2 separate regions of the Homo sapiens genome follow, and region 1 is linked to region 2. The links are chromatin contacts, found by Hi-C or POLR2A ChIA-PET in ENCODE. All regions are on one chromosome and are shown on one strand. Each heading gives the region's core, a stretch centred on a gene start or an enhancer-like site at or near the end of the contact. The rest is flanking DNA. Distances are from core to core; before and after follow the strand shown. Region 1 overlaps PDZRN3 (PDZ domain containing ring finger 3). Region 2 holds the start of PDZRN3 (PDZ domain containing ring finger 3).

Region 1 (5,475 bases), core at 906-3,405, 170 kb after region 2:
GTTGTTGATTTAAAACATGCTAGAGGTTTTTATAATGGTTATTTATATTGGCCAACACTGACCCCTCTGCAATGACCTGTTGATGTTGGACAAGGATAAGAGGCACTGAATACAATGCAGGAAATGGAAAGAGATCAAAAAGAATGAATATGTGAGCTTAGTAACAATGCTTTGTGGCTTAACACGGAGATCAATTGTCTGTGTGTGTGAGGTTTTCAGAATTGCGGTATTTGGCCCACTTACAGGAATTAAGCGTTCTCTTTGGAGAAATTTAAGAGTTTTTCAAACTGTGTTTTGCATTACAATATCAACGTTGCTAATTCTACAAAATCATTCTTGATTATATATAATTATATATAAATGTATATATACTTAAAGCATGAAGAAAATACTTCATATATCTATATATTGAAATTATTGTACCTTTTTTAAAGAAAGCAAAACAGCCATTGAGTAAAGCAAGTGTCTCTGGAAAGTAAGGCCATTTCTGTGGACTGTTCAGGAATTAACAGCGAATTCTTTCTTCTTTCTTTGTTTTTTTTTTTTGTTTTTTTTTTTTTTTTTTTGAGACGAAGTCTCACTCTGTCTCTAGGCTAGAGTGCAGTGGCTAGATCTCGGCTCACTGCAACCTCCGCCTCCCGGCTTCAAGTGATTCTTCTGCCTCAGCCTCCCAAGTAGCTGGGACTACAGGTGCACACCATCACACCCAGCTAATTTTTGTGTTTTTAGTAGAGACAGGGTTTCACCATGTTGGCCAGGATGGTCTTGATCTCTTGACCTCATGATCTGCCTGCCTTGGCCTCCCAAAGTGCTGGGATTACAGGCATGAGCTACCACACCTGGCCAACAGCAAGTTCTTTCTAGCCTGACTGCTGGAAAGGGAAAGTGGCATACTTTCTCCAACCTGTTTCTCTTGCCCCCATACTCCATTTCTTCCTTGTATTCAATGGCAGAGTGTCAGTTTGCTTGTAGTCCATTTCCTATGTCATTTATCACTGTACAAATGTCAGCTGTGAGACAGGAGAACATGTGTGTTTGACAGCTGCCCAATAAATTATGCAGAAGAACAAGTTAAAGACAACTGCATGGACTTAAAACACACACACACACACACACACACACACACACACAGATATATGGACCGTTAGAGAATTGGCACTAGTCGTTGCCTCATGAATATCTTAAAATATTATTCAACTGTAACCACTGAGCGAAGTGTTAGCATGGTTTGAGAGACAGCATCAGAGTAACTCACAACTTAAAACCAAGTAAAATCTGGTCCCCCACAAAAAGATCTGAAAGGAGATGCATATGCTTTAAAAATCCAAGTTTTCAGTGAATGCCTGAATAATACCACCAGTTAGGATGGTGGATGAGATGATCCTGGAAGCCTGGCCCAGCCAGGACTGACTTGGCCATACATCTTGTTCCCTGTGAAAGTAGAGGTCCCAGCATGCGTTTCTGCCTTCAGTGAAATCATAGAGAGAAGCAAATTTAAATGGAATTACCTTTGCAAAGTTAAAAAGTATATTCCTATACCAGTTTTGGAGAACTCTCTGTGGCAGCTATTTTGTGATTTCTTGGAGAAGATAACAAATAATTATCATGTTGGTGGTAGAGAAAAGCCGTGTGTTTTGTGGCTCAAGTCTAAATCCATTTATTTACTCTCTTTAGTGACCCCACCCCTATTTGAGACCGTGCTACTAACCTACCACCTTGACAGTGCCTTTGAGTCGTGTAGCCCCACATTCCACCCTGAGAGCGTCTATCTGTGGAATGATGGCTGGAGATAAAGGAGTCAGTCTGTAGCCAGGAGGTCATTTGTCCTCTTCACATGGGAATCAGACTTATTGCTGTGGCCCGAGCTATATCCATCGTCTAACCAGCTGAGCTAATTAGCCCATAGCTGAGCTAACTAGCCCATAAAGACATAGCAGGTTATTGCTTACCCACATTAGTAAAGATTCGATTCTGTTTGGCCCTCACAATTTTCTCTGTGTTCACAGTTCATACCAGCAAGGGATTCCTGTTCCTTAGGAGAACTGACTTCCCAGTAAACACCCTGAGCACAGTCATCTTTAAATCTCTGTTTATAAGGCTGTGTGTGTGTGTGTGTGTGTGATGAGAAGCTAGAGCATCTGCGGGATTCAATAGGCAGAAAGCTGATGACCTATCATATGATAGTAAATGATTACGACATGAGTGAGAGTTACTTGGCATCAGCAAGCTGGTAGTTATTTTAAGAAAGGGGAAGCGATGTTTTAACACAGTGGGCAGGTGTGCTGGGGCAGGAAATATATTTTACCTAATCAAATAGCATTTAGCCAGGTAGTTGGCAGCTCAGCCTCTCTCTAAAACCAACTTTGCTTTGGTATTTTTCTCCCATTTATTTACTCTCTTTAGTGACCCTGTTTGGCACATCTTTGCACCATGACCAAAGTGACAGACTTTGGTCTCTGTTGGACTAATCAGTGTGTTCTCTGATCCATGACATATGTTCCCTGTAGACATTTAAAGTCAACATATTCAGCACTTGTGGTCTGGCAGGTCAGAGTTATTAACTGAGCTGATAGACTGGTTTGGATATTTGCATCCAAAAGACTTTCCTCCTCATCCTCTAACACATAGAGCCACACATCCACTCCCAACAACACAAATATTGACTGTACCAATCATTTATTAGCAGTAAAAATTTGAGAGCAATTATTTTTTTACTGCGCTTGCCCTGAAAGACACCATTAATTACTATATTGCCTGTGGATGTGAGCCAGTTTCGGTGTCCCAGGGGCCTGCTCCCCACCCGGAAGAAGTATTTGCAGCTCCGAGGAACACAGCATAGGATGTCATCTGGCAAGCAGTGCACTGACATTGTCTTCTGAAGTGAGATGTCAAGACTGTTTCTGCCATCCTATTGGATTCCTCCTGACTTGCAGTTTACAGGTCAGGATTGGCGGTGACGGTAGGTTTCCCCAATGGCCTGAAAACTCCAAATAGAGGTGGGTGTGGGTGAAATTTGAGATGTGCCAGCTTTTTTTTTTTTAAAGAGCATGAGAAATATTCCAAATCATCCTAGAATAATTATCAGCGGAAGAACTTTTTTGATTGTTGATTCTGCAGGTCTCATCCAGAGGGTGAAAAGAATTAAGGCTTCTGATGGGCAGCACCAGCCAGTCTGCCTTTTCAGTTCTGATCTTTCAAAGGCAGGTGTGATGCAGAGATAGTAATGGTGCTGTTGGATGGTTTTCCTCCTCTTCCTACTCTAGTTAGCAGAAATGCAAAAATGCCTTTTGGAATTTAAACTTGTACCCTAAACCAGTTTGACCACATTTTTTGCTCAATTTGGAAAATCACACAAGCTATTTGGAATGTATGTATGTATTTATTACAAGTGGGCTATTCCTTTATTAAAAATATACTGATTAGATGTATAGCATGTCCTCCCTGCTAAAAAGAAAATGAATCGTGACTTATTAATGTGCCTGATTACGTGATAGGCCTCGATATCTATTGGCTGCACTGATCAGCTTGAGCCTAGCTCTTACCACACCTTTTGTATTTTGTGTGTGTATTGATTATGATGCCAATCTGCACATCCATGAGCAATGTCACCCATTTTTAAATATAACTTGGAGAATAGCTAAGTAGTATGTTTAACAAGGGCTTGAGAATGTTTAGTACGCTCTATAGGGTAAGGAAGAATTGCTACTGAGAAGGCATATGGGATCAGTGGCATGTCAATGTAGAACACAGTAATGTAGAATGGACTGGCATCATGAGAGGGAAGCCTCTCTCACATTAAATATAAAAATATCTTAGGAAACATTTTCCAAAAACCAATGCTGTTAGAACTTGCAGTGGAACTGGGCTGACTTATTTTCTTCCTTCAGAGGTCTTTAATTAATAAAAAGAGAACTGAGAGTAAAGGAAAAGGCACAGTCCATCCAGTGCCTCCTAAGGACCCTTCTCATCATCGTCCTCCAGAGGAGGTACCTATGGCGTGTGCTGCCCAGCTGTTGGTGGTTGGGAGTGTGAATCAGACTGAGACTCTGTCTAGGGGTGCTGGTTTGAGTTTTTTAAGTCAATTGCCTCATCTACGTAAAGCATGCAGTTAGAACAGGCTTTTCTTACACCCCAGACTGAAGCATTTTTTAGTCGAGAAGTCAATTTAAGGGAGGCAATATATTCTTTTGCAGCCTGTGCCATAAGAATAAAAGTCCAGGCTGCCACTTATTACAGTTTAACTGAATGATGGATTCTAGCCTGTTTTAATTAAATTACATATTCAATTATTTTTGTTTGAAATTAAAAGCTTGATTATATTACCGAATGCTATGTAATTTTACACGCGTTGTTCGCTTATTTAACAGTGAGGCGTGGGATATGATTAACAATGTGGCTGCCAGTAGAAAGAAGCAAAATAATTATTTGTTCAATATACAAGTCCTCATCATGATTCAGAAATCAATATGCATCCACGGAGGATTTGCTCGCACTGTGGATTATGGAACTCAGTGTGGCCTTCCCTCATTTCCCTATGAATGTAAAACCTGGAGACTTTGGTTCACCAGGCAGGTTTTTATTTCCCTCTCTCTCTTTTTTTTTTTAAAGACTGATGTTTAACTACAGCCGTTGGGACTTAAATCAGAGCATCCAGTGCCCGAATATGAATATTAATCAGATGCCAGGCCATGGAGTTCCTCGCCGAGTTTGACAGTTTAAAGGATCAGTTAGTTAATTAGAAGATGACATGGCACGCTGGGTCCCAAGGCTCTGTCCTGCCTTCTGTCTCCTCTTTTCATTTCCCTTTTTGACAAGTTGGATTACATCATTACTTGTAGTTTCACTTGTTAGCCCCACCATGAAATGAGAATATTTTATGCTTTAATTATCTGTGATTTCTTCCCCCTTTCTCTGCAAAGACCAGGCTTAAAATGAAACTCAAAGAAACATAAGAATCAGAGGTTCAAAGTCCCATGAAAATCAGTCTTGTGACTCCAACCATGCCACACACCACATTGCAGTGAGAAATAGAAGGTTTGTGGTAGCATGAGAAACTGGGTTGTGGTAGTCATGGTGACTGGTTTTAAATATAAAAGGTGCCTGTCCTGACTTTCGTGCCACAAGTACAGATGTATCACACCAGGTGTTTCCATGGCTTCTCTGGCTTGAGGTGTTACATACTGTGAATATCCTCAGGGGTAGCCACAAATTATTCTGGCCTATGTTTCTTGCCCACCCTAGTAGCTAAATGCACCCCAATGTCTGAACAATTCTGTTCTAAATGTTTTTTTCTTGCCATGATATTGCTCACTTGTGAAGCTTCTATTAAATAAAGTTTACATGTGGTCTGTATAGCAGCTTAGTCCCCAGGAAAAAAAAACAAGATTGAGATTAGTGTTTAGCTCTTCAAATGAAGGTTTTTCTGATGCCCTAAGTAGAATTAACTCTTCACTCCTTTCTCCCCATCTACTCTGC
Region 2 (5,728 bases), core at 1,527-4,026:
TCTGGGACGGTTGAGTAAGTATCTAATCCATGTCAGAAAAATCAGCTACTTTTCTCAGGAGGCCTGCCACACCAAACATTCATCTTCCTACAGTTTTTATTCATGTTTATTGGTATGGTGCCTTGAGTTTTCGATTTATAATAACATCCCTCTCTCACTGTGCAGCATTCACCAGGTGGTTCCACAGCCAGCAGAAAATGTGGGCTGACAGCATTGCCTGACTTCAGTAATGAGCAGAAAGCTTCCTTAAAACTGTGGTTCTCAACCTGGTTGTCACAACAAGGGGTTGTTACTATGTCTATTGGATAGTGGCCAGAGATGCTCCTAAATATCCTGCAATGCAGACGATAACCAACCCCCCACCCCCACACACACCACAACAAATAATTATTTGAATGAAAATGTCAGTAGTACCAAGGTTGAGTAACTCTGCCCTCAACTCCTTTTTCCTAATATTTTTGGCTCTCGTTTCTCCTGTTAAGTTTGGTGACTGAAATAATAGTCTTGCCAGCTCTGACATTGTAGGATTTTTTTTCTAACCTCCAAGAATTTTGATACTAAAATTAACCATTGAGGAGTGGCACAGACTTTCCTTTTGCCTAAAGAGGCCAATCCACAGTAGGCTATGGCTTCTCTGTGGCCTCAGCTGTAGCATTTCAGCAACAACCTCTCAATCTGCCATCTGGGAGACCACCCGAGGGGTGGTAGAACATCTCCAAAAAAGTGTACACCCCAAGTAAGCACTAATTTACATTTATGGTGTAGGACAGAACTTCTCTGTTTCTCAAAACCAGTTTGGTTTGAAGATTATCACCCTGTTGACACTAGCTCATTCTGTGAAACTGACAAGCCCACACACCTTTGGTGAAAGAATTTGTTTCCTACCCATTATCTGAGAGCCCATGAGCAGTTTAATGAATATACTGATGGAGGATTCCCTGGCACAAGCTTATCTGAACAAAGGCCAATAATATTCCACCCCATGCAGAATCCTATCAAAGCAATGCATTAATTGATTAAAGCAATTAAAAGAAAGTCTCCACCTCAAATAGGCAACAAATGCCACCAAAACTGATTAAAGAACACTGTCCAGTGACCTCAACCATGCACTGAAAAATCTAGTGAGTGACAACTTTTTAAAGGTCAGTGTGAAACAAGTAATCCTTATGAACATCAAGGCAATTCTTTCACTCTGATGAAGCAGTTAAATAGTGAAGGTCATGGGGCTTTAGCAGCCACATAAAAGAAAGAAGGAAAGCAATTAGACAAAATGGATGCTGTAATCCCACTTTCCAGGCCCCAGAGTCTCGCTGAATACAGAGCTCCTGCTTTACTGTTCAGAACTCTCCCGCTTCACTGTTCAGAAACTGGAAGCAGATTCCAAATGAGAATTCCATAGCTTGATTCCACTCTCACCAAAAGCTGACTGCGTGTTTCTTAGGAATGTCTATAGCCTTGGGAGGTAAAAATAAAATAAAATAAAATCAATGGATGATGCTATGAACTTTACACCCAGTTTGGAATTCCAAAAATATTCCTCCATTGCTCAGGACTGTTGCTGAATCCTACCCAGCCAGGTTTGCTGTACTGCAGGGAATGAATGTCCAGATCTATGGATCGCCAGGGTTTTCCAATCAAGTGGGAATCCAAGGACCAGCATGGACTAGCAGCATTGGCATCACTTGGAAGTGCTTTCAGTATGGAGATTCTCAGAACCCGCCCCAGACCCACTGTATCAGAACCGCAACCACATTAAAATGTGAGAAACACTGACCTACAGGACCCTACAGGGCACTTTTGTTTTGTTTTGTTTTCTGTTTTGTTTTTATCCTTCTTCTAGCCTGAGTTTCCTCAATGGAAAGATGACAGAGTGTACACACAAAACAAACCAAAACTGAAGGAGGGCAGTTGTTGACATGATCATGGGGGTGATGAGTCTTCTCCCAGTTCTAACTTCTGCAGTCAGCATCGCTTCTTTTGTAATCACGGGAAAATAATTTTCAAATGGAGCTAACCCTCTCACAACATTGTACTAATGATCTTTAAAGCGACGGATTTAGAAGCGCTCAGCACCACGCTTGCCACACTGCAGGGCAGACACTTCAGAGGTGTTAGGTGAAGTGGATGGAGCCAGCACGCTGGCCTCTCCCACTCCGACAGCTGGCGAGCAGCTCTTGTCCACCAAAACTTCCCCGGGTAGATTCACCCACCGGTCCTGGAAACCTGCTAAATCCTGAAGGTTCACAGAACCTCTGGTCAGAACTGAAGTTGCAGCCGGAGCTTCCCGCAGGCTCTGTAACTTTCCCTGGAATGAAATAAATAAATAAAGACCGTAAGTGCTGAGATAGCGGGCCCCAAGATATTTTTAGTCCTCTGCAATCAGCCACTAGAGGAAGGGGGAGGGAGAAGGGAGTAAAAAAGTTTTGATCCGTTCGGGAAGGGGCTCGAAGAGAACCCTTGGGAGAAAGCAGTAGCCTCAGCTCCAAACTCAGCGAGCTTTTCTCGGCTGGCGTTTTGTCTCCTATAGCGTAGACTGTAAGAGAACAGAAAGGAGTTTCCCGAGAAGATTCAGGCTGGCGTCCTGGGCTGGCCCGTCCCTTCTGGCGAGCCTCAGTGTCCTCCCACGCGCTTCTGCCTTCCAGCCTCCTCCCTTTTTCGGGGGGCTGGCGGGAGGCATCCAAGGCACGATGTATGTGCGCTCGCGCTCGCGCAAATACGGCCGGAGGAGTCCTGTTCCTCGGGCATTTTCCGAGGAAGTCTGGATCAATTAGGCTCAGTCCGGGGAGAGCCAGCGAGCGCGCGGGCGGCGTAGCCGGCCTGTCTGGGCCGCCTCGTGGGGAGGGAGGGGGCGCCCGGCCGCCCGGCGGCGACCCCGGGGCCTGGCCGCCACCATGGGCTTCGAGCTGGACCGCTTCGACGGCGACGTGGACCCGGACCTGAAGTGCGCGCTGTGCCACAAGGTCCTGGAGGACCCGCTGACCACGCCGTGCGGCCACGTCTTCTGCGCCGGCTGCGTGCTGCCCTGGGTGGTGCAGGAGGGCAGCTGCCCGGCGCGCTGCCGCGGTCGCCTGTCGGCCAAAGAGCTCAACCACGTCCTGCCGCTCAAGCGCCTTATCCTCAAGCTGGACATCAAGTGCGCGTACGCGACGCGCGGCTGCGGCCGGGTGGTCAAGCTGCAGCAGCTGCCGGAGCACCTCGAGCGCTGCGACTTCGCGCCCGCGCGCTGTCGCCACGCGGGTTGCGGCCAGGTGCTGCTGCGGCGCGACGTGGAGGCGCACATGCGCGACGCCTGCGACGCGCGGCCAGTGGGCCGCTGCCAGGAGGGCTGCGGGCTACCCTTGACGCACGGCGAGCAGCGCGCGGGCGGCCACTGCTGCGCGCGAGCGCTGCGGGCGCACAACGGCGCGCTCCAGGCCCGCCTGGGCGCGCTGCACAAGGCGCTCAAGAAGGAGGCGCTGCGCGCTGGGAAGCGCGAGAAGTCGCTGGTGGCCCAGCTGGCCGCGGCGCAGCTTGAGCTGCAGATGACCGCGCTGCGCTACCAGAAGAAATTCACCGAATACAGCGCGCGCCTCGACTCGCTCAGCCGCTGCGTGGCCGCGCCGCCCGGCGGCAAGGTAGGCGCCTGCTGCCCGCCCCGACCTCCAGCCAGGATCCCTGGGGACCCAGGGCCCCGCCCCATCCCTTTGGGTACAGGGATGCCCCGAGCTTCCCGGGAACATCCTTGCTTCCTCCCTCTTCTTCCACTGCTTACCAGCTGTATCACTACTTGCAGGTCGCTGAACCTGCCTGAGGTGGAACACTGTGGTCCTTTATAGTCTAGACGTAACCGGTAAAGTATAGCTGTACAGCTTCAGGGATTCTGGAAGGACGAAAAAGAATTCACAAGCAAGTGTAGGATAAGAATGAAGAATGCAGCTCCAGAGTCAAAACTGCGTTCAAAGGCTTTGCTGCTCAGACCAGCTAGGGGATCTCGGGCAAGTTGCTTACCCTCTAGAGGTCAGAAACCTATAGACTGACACTTAGGAGAGGAGAGATGGACACATTGGGTGAATTGTATCCGTGCATCCTCTAGGATTCCAGAAAAAAAAATAAAGGGAACCCACAGCCAGTGTAGATTAAGTTAAGAAGGATATCAGAAGAGAGGCCTCTGGGGTAAAAGCTGGATGCAAGCGTGGGCTTTGCAGCCAACTAGCTGGCTGACCTTGAGCAAGCTGCTTAACCTCTCTAAAGTTGGAAACTATGGTCCCTAGAGACGTGGTATACAGAGTAAAAACACAGCCAGGCACCCCTGAGGTATTCATCCAGGGATTTCAGAAAGAATTAAAGGAGCACTCTGCCCCCAACAAGTATAAAGTAATAATTAAGTGTGAGTCCTCTGGAGTTAAAACTGTTTTCAAATCTGGGCTTTTTGCTGACCAGCTGGGTGAGCTTCTGGCTTAATTCCCAGATCCCTCAGTTTCCCTCAGTGCGAAAGGTTTTTGTCAGGCTTCAGGGAGAGAGTTTAGTAGAAGGGCCTCGTACTGTGCCTGGCAGAGAGTAAATAAATGCTCAACAAGTGTTACCTAGAATTATTTTTAACATCTCCACCTGAGCGGTCCCCTTGAGCGAGGGTTTACTTTGCTCCAGGCTGGGTGCTGCATTCTTCCCAGTCATTTCCTTTTTAATCAAGTGAGGTTGGTGTGACCCTTCCCACTTAGTAGATGAAAAAACTGAGGCTCATTAAGGGGCAGTTTCATGCCTGGGTCACAGCTTTTGGGTGCAAAGCTGCATGTTGAACCTTTGCGTGCCCATCTTTCCAGCCCACGTTCTATAAACTATCATGTTGCTCCTCAGTGCAACCACAAGGACCATTTATTGAGTGTTTATTAAGTGCCACCAACAATAGGAAGTACTTTACATGCATTACCTATGTTGTCCTTTGAGATGAGGGAACAGACTCAGAGAAGTTATATAACTTGTCCAAAATTAAGTAGTGACTCAGGGAGCAGAGCCGGACTCAGATTCTACCTCAGAGTTCTCAGTTTTGGGGCATATTGGCATTTTGGGCCCCATAACTCTTAGTTGGGAGGGGAGGTACTGTGCTGTGCATTGTAGGATGTTTAGCAGCATTCTTGGCCTCCCTCCCAAGTCGTGACAATCCAAATATTGTCAAGTGTCCTCTGGAGGGGCAAAGTCGCCCAGGTTGAGAACCACTGGTTTCCCTGATTGCAGAAGCCACATTTTCAACAGCTGGGTACTTCTGCCTTCCTGGGGAGGGGCCTGGGCCTGCTGCCACCGCTCTGGTTGCCTGCTCCAGATGGTGTGGCAGAAAGGGGAAAATATTTGCCCGAGGCTCCCCCAAGGGCCTGTGTCTGCTTTGCCTCTCTCTGCCCTCTCCCAGCCCCCTTTCCTTACGTGCACACCAGGCCTGCAAGTTTTCCGACCTGGCCCCCCTTCCTGGCCCCTGGCCTGTCTGTCAGCTGCAGTCTCAGCAGCTGGCCAGCTCTGGGCGAAGGGCAAATATTTACAGCTCCACAGCTTGCCCAGGACCTCACAGGCACACAAAAGACTGGTGTGAGCCTTCGAATCACCAAAACAGAGGGCAAAGCTTGGTCTTCAATCAGGCGCCAGATTTAGGGTGAAGGAGTTCCCGAGTTTCTGCTGTTTATGCTGTCATCTGGACTTCCTTCGTCGTTTTAAGTGACGCTTATTTATAAATAAGCCATTCACTGCCCCAGAGTTTATGCAT

What was found. A loop is a pair of places that touch in the nucleus more often than their neighbours do. ChIA-PET counts read pairs that join two places held with the same protein, here RNA polymerase II (POLR2A). Pooled maps may share reads with other maps.
Region 1: a loop to region 2 is called in a pooled map of right cardiac atrium, with 2.9 times the contacts of the local background. The contact joins the enhancer-like site here to the promoter of PDZRN3 in region 2. A Hi-C loop is called at or near these places in 1 of 168 maps with a recorded cell type or tissue (IMR-90) and 9 of 50 pooled maps. POLR2A ChIA-PET finds 5 or more read pairs at or near these places in 1 of 52 experiments (AG04450).

The regions. Positions count from the first base shown.
Region 1 is chr3:73,448,496-73,453,970 of GRCh38, reverse strand. The region is part of intron 3 of PDZRN3 (PDZ domain containing ring finger 3); the gene reads left to right. Among named protein-coding and RNA genes, the nearest start is that of PDZRN3-AS1, 170 kb to the left of the region's middle. RefSeq lists an enhancer at 4,904-4,973. Within about 2 kb of position 2,155, at least 4 of the 41 ENCODE cell types and tissues checked have a DNase peak (open chromatin) inside an H3K27ac peak, as active enhancers do.
Region 2 is chr3:73,621,989-73,627,716 of GRCh38, reverse strand. PDZRN3 (PDZ domain containing ring finger 3) reads left to right here and starts at 2,776. Exons shown (of 10, transcript NM_015009.3): 1 at 2,776-3,614. The coding sequence starts at 2,892. PDZRN3-AS1 (PDZRN3 antisense RNA 1) reads right to left here and starts at 4,149. Exons shown (of 2, transcript NR_046681.1): 1 at 3,752-4,149; 2 at 1-2,305. RefSeq lists an enhancer at 4,843-5,357.